2 separate regions of the Homo sapiens genome follow, and region 2 is linked to region 1. A link is a contact called in ENCODE Hi-C or POLR2A ChIA-PET data. All regions are on one chromosome and are shown on one strand. Each heading gives the region's core, a stretch centred on a gene start or an enhancer-like site at or near the end of the contact. The rest is flanking DNA. Distances are from core to core; before and after follow the strand shown. Region 1 overlaps USP9X (ubiquitin specific peptidase 9 X-linked). Region 2 overlaps USP9X (ubiquitin specific peptidase 9 X-linked).

Region 1 (3,099 bases), core at 395-2,894:
AACACTCAGTGGCCATTCCAGCTCTCATATTCATCCCTGATTATATCATGTTACATTTTATAAAAAATGGAAGCCAGAAAAATTTAAGCCAGTCATAATCTTGTCATCCAGAGTTTATGACGATTTTGGTTTCTTTCTAGCCTTTTGAAAAGATACCTAAGCTTTGGGAAGCCAAGATGGGAGGATCACTGGAGCCCAGGTCAAAACCAGCCTGCGTAACACAGCAAGACCCCCATCACTACAAAAAAATTTTCAAAATAAGCCAGGTGTGGGCCGGGCGCAGTGGCTCATGCCTGTAATCCCAGCACTCAGGGAGGCGGAGGTGGGCGGATCACTTGAGGTCAGGAGTTCAAGACTAGCCTGACCAACATGGTGAAACCCCATCTCTACAAAAAATACAAAAATTAGCTGGGCGTGGTGGCGTCCATCTGTAATCCCAGCTACTCGGGAGGCTGAGGCAGGAGAATCACTTGAACCCAGAAGGCACAGGCTGCAGTAAGCAGAGACTGCGCCACTGCATTGCAGCCTGGGCGACAGTGTGAGACTCTGTATCTCAAAAAAAAAAAAAAAAAAAAAAAAAAAAAGTCAGGTGTGGTGGTGTGTACCTGTAGTCCTAGCTACTCTTAGGCAGGAGCCTCACTTGAGGCCAGGAGTTTGAGGTTACAGTGAGCTAGGATCATGCTGCTGCACTCTAGCCTGGGACACAGAGTAAGGCCCTCTCTCTTTAAAAAAAAAAAAAAAAAAAAAGAAATGAGAAATAGCATTTAAGCTATGTGTCCCAGGTGAATTAACAATCTCTCTGTGCTTCAGTTTCTCCGTCTTTAAAATACAGATAAAATTAATAATTTCCTTATAGGTATGTTGTGTGGTTTATCAGTGCTAAGAGCTTACAACAGACTTTTACAAAAGATGGTATTACATATAGAGAGGACTGCAGAAGTTTTAAGTTTAACAGCAAATCATAACATGGGCACTTGGCTTCAGGCAAAGATTCAGAATGAAAAGAAGTGTAACATTTGGGTGATCATTTAGCATTTGTGCACTCTTGGATGTATTTTAAATGGAGGGGAAAGAGAGAATCATTAGCTTTTTTCCTAGTCATTAACTATACCTTATAGAGATGATGTGTGGTTTAAGTTGAGTTTATCAGTGCTAAGAGCTTACAACAGACTTTTACAAAAGATTGTATTACCACGTTTTAGACACAAACTCTTAAATAAGAAAGGAAGCAGGAGCTCTAAGAAAAGGAAGTGACAGAGAGTGGTTTAATGTTTAATGAATACTAAGTGCCAGTCCCTAGGCTAGGGGTTTTCCATACATTGTTTCATTTAATCCCTGCAATTACACAAAAAAGTTATCATTATCCCAGTTCTAAGGATAAGGAAGCTCTAATAAACTATGAAACTTATGTTTAACGCCATAGAGTAGCAATTAGAAGCAGGATTGGAACTCAAGTCCATTTGAGTCCAAAGCCTATGATTTTCTGCTGCAATACAACCATTACCAGCTTTTTCAAAAGCTGGCTGTTTCAAATTTAGGTATTCTAGTTTCATTATATAAAACATGAAGAAAGCACCCACTTCAAGTTTCTTGCCTTAACTGTCTGACAAGAGCTCATGCTCGCCATCTGGTGGCATTAAGCGCCAATCACAAGATCAAGGATTCAGTGGTGGGTTTGTGTTTTTACAGTATGTTGTGAAGGTTGAATCTGCAGTAAAGCACTGCAAGGACTATTACTGAAATACTAACAAATGAAACTATGTAAATTCTAAACGATGTAACAGACAAGAATGAAATATATCTTTTGAGAGAAGCCTTAGCTAAGAATCTAATGTGAAATGCTTCTGTCCCATAATAATTGCAAAGCAAGATGAGAAGCCCAACAAGGTGTTTAATTTAGAAAATGGAGGTAATAAAAGCAGAAGACAGCTTTAAAAATTATGTCAACTAAATATGGTGTACTGCACTATATTTATCAGTACTTCATCCCCAAACCCCACTAAAATGAGAATGAATGAATATAAAAATACATAAACTCAAAAGAACATAAAAACAGAAGGGGAAGCAACACATTAAACAGCTGTCAACAAATTACTGACGGTGTAGTGAAGATGGGGATAGATAGTTGGTTTAGCTGAAGTTGTGAAGTTGGTTTAGTTGTTGTGAAGGCAAGGAGAAGAGGGTGCCTATAAATTAATGCCCCACTAAATCTGAGAAAAGCCAAGGGTATGAAAACAACAAACACTTGGGAAGGCACAAATGATTCGAAGGCCTAAAGACAGAGGCTGAAGACTGATTAAGAAGCCTTTCCAACTCCCTCAGGTTTCAGATTTCTCATTGCTGTAGAGATACAAATACGGAATGGAAGATGACTAGGAAGCTGGACTGGTACAAGCGTGAACCTGTGTTAGTTAACTGCAGGATACAAAAATCAATATACAAAACTAAGTAGTGTTTCCATTTGCCAATAGCAAACTATCTGAAAGAGAAATCAAGAAAGTTATCTCACAATAGCTACAAAAATATAAGATGCCTAGGAATAAATTTAAGCAAGGAGGAGAAAGATCACTACAAAAAAAACTGATGAAAGAACGAACACAGGACACAAATAAATGGAAAAATATTCTATGTTCATGGGTTGGAAGAACAAATATTGTTAAAATGTCCATATTACCCAAAGCAATCTACAGATTGATGCAATCTCTATTAAAATACCAATTATATTCTTCACAGAAATAGAAAAAACATCCTTTGAGGTGAATCTGCAAGGTAAAACAAAAAAATACAAAAAACACTCCTAAAATTCATATGGAACTACAAAAGACTCCAAATAGCCGAATCAATCTTGAGTAAGAAGAACAAAGCTGAAGGCATCAGCTACTTGACTTCAAAATTTACTATAGAGCAATAGTAACCAAAACAGCATGGTATTGACACAAAAATAGACACAGATCAATTGAACAGAATAGAGAACCCAGAAATAAATCCACATAATCAGAAACAACTGATTTTCAACAAAGGTGCCAAGAACACACATTGGGGGAAAAGGCAATCTCTTGAATAAAAATGGTGTTGCAAAAACAGAATATACATATGCAG
Region 2 (3,099 bases), core at 313-2,812, 63 kb after region 1:
CCATCTCCTCCTGAGAGTGATGAGGTTAGCGACTATATATTCCCAAGTGTGGGGCAAGTAGGGGGCCAGGGAGATCACCTTGTCTACTAAGCCAATACTGTGTCTCTTTTAAAAGTCTTTCCAGGAAGCAATACAAGGACGAACAAAATGTGGTACCTATGTTCAGTGGATTATTTAGTATTTTTTAAAAAGAAAGGAAATTCTGACAGGTGCTACGATATGGGTGAACCTTGAGGACATCATGCTAAGTGAAATAAGTCATTCACAAAAGAACAATACTGCATAATTCCAAGTACACGGGTACCCAGATTAGTCACGCTTGCAGAAACAGAAAGTAGAATGATGGTTGCCAGGGGCTGGGGGGATGGGGAGTTATTGCTTAAGGGGTACAGCGCTTCAGTTTGGAAAGAAGAGAAGTTCTGGAAATGGATGATGGTAAGCATCCCACAATGTGAATGTACTTAATGCCACTGAACTGCAAACTTAAAAATGGTTAAAATCAGCCGAGCACGGTGTTTCACGCCTGTAATCCCAGCACTTTGGGAGGCTGAGGCAGGTGGATCACCTGAAATCAGGAGTTCAAGACCAGCCTGACCAACATGGTGAAACTTGTCTCTGCTAAAAATACAAAAATTAGCTGGGCGTGGTGGCGCACACCTGTAATCCCAGCTACTCGGAAGGCTGTGGCAGGAGAATCGCTTGAATCCGGAAGGCAGAGGTTGCAGTGAGCCGAGGTGGTGCCACTGAACTCCAGCCTGGATGACAGAGTGAGACTCCGTCTCAAAAAAGAAGAAAAAAGGGCCGGGCGTGGTGGCTCATGCCTGTAATCTCAGCACTTCTGGAGGCCAAGGTGTGCGGATCACGAGGTCAGGAGATTGAGACCATCCTGGCTAACACGGTGAAACCCCACCTCTAATAAACATACAATAGCGGGCGCCTGTAGTCCCAGCTACTCGGGAGGCTGAGGCAGGAGAATGGCGTGAACCCAGGAGGCAGAGCTTGCAGTGAGCCGAGGTCGCACCACTGCACTCCAGCCTGGGCAACAGAGCAAAACTCCGTCTCAAAAAAAAAAAAAAAAGAAGAAGAAAAAAAAAAGGTTAGAATGGTAAATTTTATGTATATTTTCCCACAGTAAAATTGTATATATAGAGTACTCACTGTTCCCTTACCTTGCAGTTCTTTTAGCATTTGGAGATCATTTGAGCTAAAATACCTCAAAATTATATTCTCATATTTTTATGCACAATATCCTTCCATCTATATGAATTCAGTAACCATCTATACACAAATCAGAAATATCTGGCAAAAGTCATGGTATAAATTATTCTAGACAAAAGTATCATGTGGATAACTAAGGGACTATCCCTTTAAACAAAATAACTAAGATAAATGGGAAAAGCGGCAGTGTGAAACTCCTCTCTCAAAACACCTTTCTCTAAGACCACAGAACTAAATCATCTTCTGCTTATGACAGGACACTCAATCAGCAAAAGCCTCAAGCTGCTTGCTATCCCTATCTCTTATATAGTCTCGCCTTTCTAGCTCTTGGTTTCTGTTTCTTCTACCCGACAAGCTGTCCTCATTTCTATATTTCCGGTATTGCTGAGCAGGTATGTCAGGTCTCAGCATAGCATACTCTGCTGCATCTCTCTACTACCACATAAGAATTTGATCCCTTTCCCTCAGCACACTAAGATGCAAGATAAAGAGCAGGAAATAGGCATGGAGCAATTAAAAATAATTTCTGGATTCAAACATAACTCATTCAAAATCCAACTTCTGTCACTTACAATCTGCCTATCTTAAAAAGAAAGTAACAACCTCTCTCATTCTTTTTCCAGGTATTTAAAATTGAGATGCTATTACCCACACAAAAAAAAGAAAGCCATGAGAATTGCTTTAATAAAAGGAGTCTCACAAATAGCAAGCACAGTAATTCTCAAAAAAATGTAAATTTTCTTTTCCCTTTCTACAATGTACTGTGCAGAGTTCCTAAATATTTCAGGAATGAATCTGAAAATATTGCCTTCAGATATAATTTGGAAAGGTTTGAGTGGGAGAAAAAAACTTATCACAGATACAACTAAGTTATCCAAGAATAACACCACTACTTTTCTTAATAAATCCTATTCAATACTCAAGTGGTGGAAACAGCTGGGAATCACACAGCTTTGCCTGATTTCAAGTAGCAGTCTCACAACTCTAAAAGAGCCTGTTTTTTATGTCACAGAGATTTAGGCATACCTAGCAGGGCTAGAACAAGCTCTCTACCAAGTCAAAGCAGCAGTATCCTACACACAACTGAACAACTTAGTAATTATTCAAATCATTCAATATTTGACACAGTAACAATCACTTTCCATAGGCATGCTCAAATACAATGAATCACAGTGTGAAATTTTACCACATGAAGTTTTACGCTTTATTTCATAAAAACAAAATTATTACACAAACAGAAGCATCTTTAATTTTCTCAATGGGAAATACAACCAAAATGGTGATTTGATTGCCTCTACAACACACAACACATTTTCATATTCAAACTTAGCATCCTAACATCTTCCACAATGGGAAAAGCATCACCTTTACCTAGATAAAGGCTGGACTGCATTAAGTAATCTAGTACTCCATAAACAGCAAACCATTTACTTTAAACTTTGCAGAACTGAATTTCTCCAGCAGCTTTCACACAGGGCCTTAATACCAGAGAAATCCCTTTTAGAACAAAGAATTATCCTTTCTTACCCAGTCATTATCCCAACTCTGCTAAAATTTGCCCTATGTTCCAGAATCTCTCTCCTTTTATACAGCACGTTGAAATCCTCTGATTCTACATATGATCCTAGGATACTTAAGATTTTCTTCTCTCAATTTTTCTTTTCATCCAAAAAAAAGGTGTTTAAATAAAAACTCAAAGCTTAGTCATTCAAAAATTGTGTACTGAGCATCTGCAATGGGTCACATATTGTTCTAATCATAGGAGAATATATGGAAGTACACAGTGCATCAAATATCTCTGCTTTTGTGGAACATTACAGACTGGGGATAGAGACAATAAACAAGCAACAGCAACTCCAACCCCCTACCAGATTATTTCCT

The links. A loop is a pair of places that touch in the nucleus more often than their neighbours do. ChIA-PET counts read pairs that join two places held with the same protein, here RNA polymerase II (POLR2A). Pooled maps may share reads with other maps.
Region 2: a map with no recorded cell type shows a loop between it and region 1 (6-fold over the local background). The contact joins two enhancer-like sites. A Hi-C loop is called at or near these places in 2 of 37 single-sample maps with no recorded cell type and 7 of 50 pooled maps. POLR2A ChIA-PET finds 5 or more read pairs at or near these places in 6 of 52 experiments (B cell, GM10248, GM12878 and 3 more).

Annotation. Positions count from the first base shown.
Region 1 is chrX:41,178,921-41,182,019 of GRCh38, reverse strand. All of the region lies in intron 21 of USP9X (ubiquitin specific peptidase 9 X-linked), which reads right to left. Among named protein-coding and RNA genes, the nearest start is that of USP9X, 95 kb to the right of the region's middle. Within about 2 kb of position 1,644, at least 3 of the 41 ENCODE cell types and tissues checked have a DNase peak (open chromatin) inside an H3K27ac peak, as active enhancers do; they include B cell, where a contact is called at or near this core.
Region 2 is chrX:41,115,559-41,118,657 of GRCh38, reverse strand. All of the region lies in intron 1 of USP9X (ubiquitin specific peptidase 9 X-linked), which reads right to left. Among named protein-coding and RNA genes, the nearest start is that of USP9X, 32 kb to the right of the region's middle. RefSeq lists an enhancer at 1,556-1,615. Within about 2 kb of position 1,562, at least 2 of the 41 ENCODE cell types and tissues checked have a DNase peak (open chromatin) inside an H3K27ac peak, as active enhancers do; they include B cell, where a contact is called at or near this core.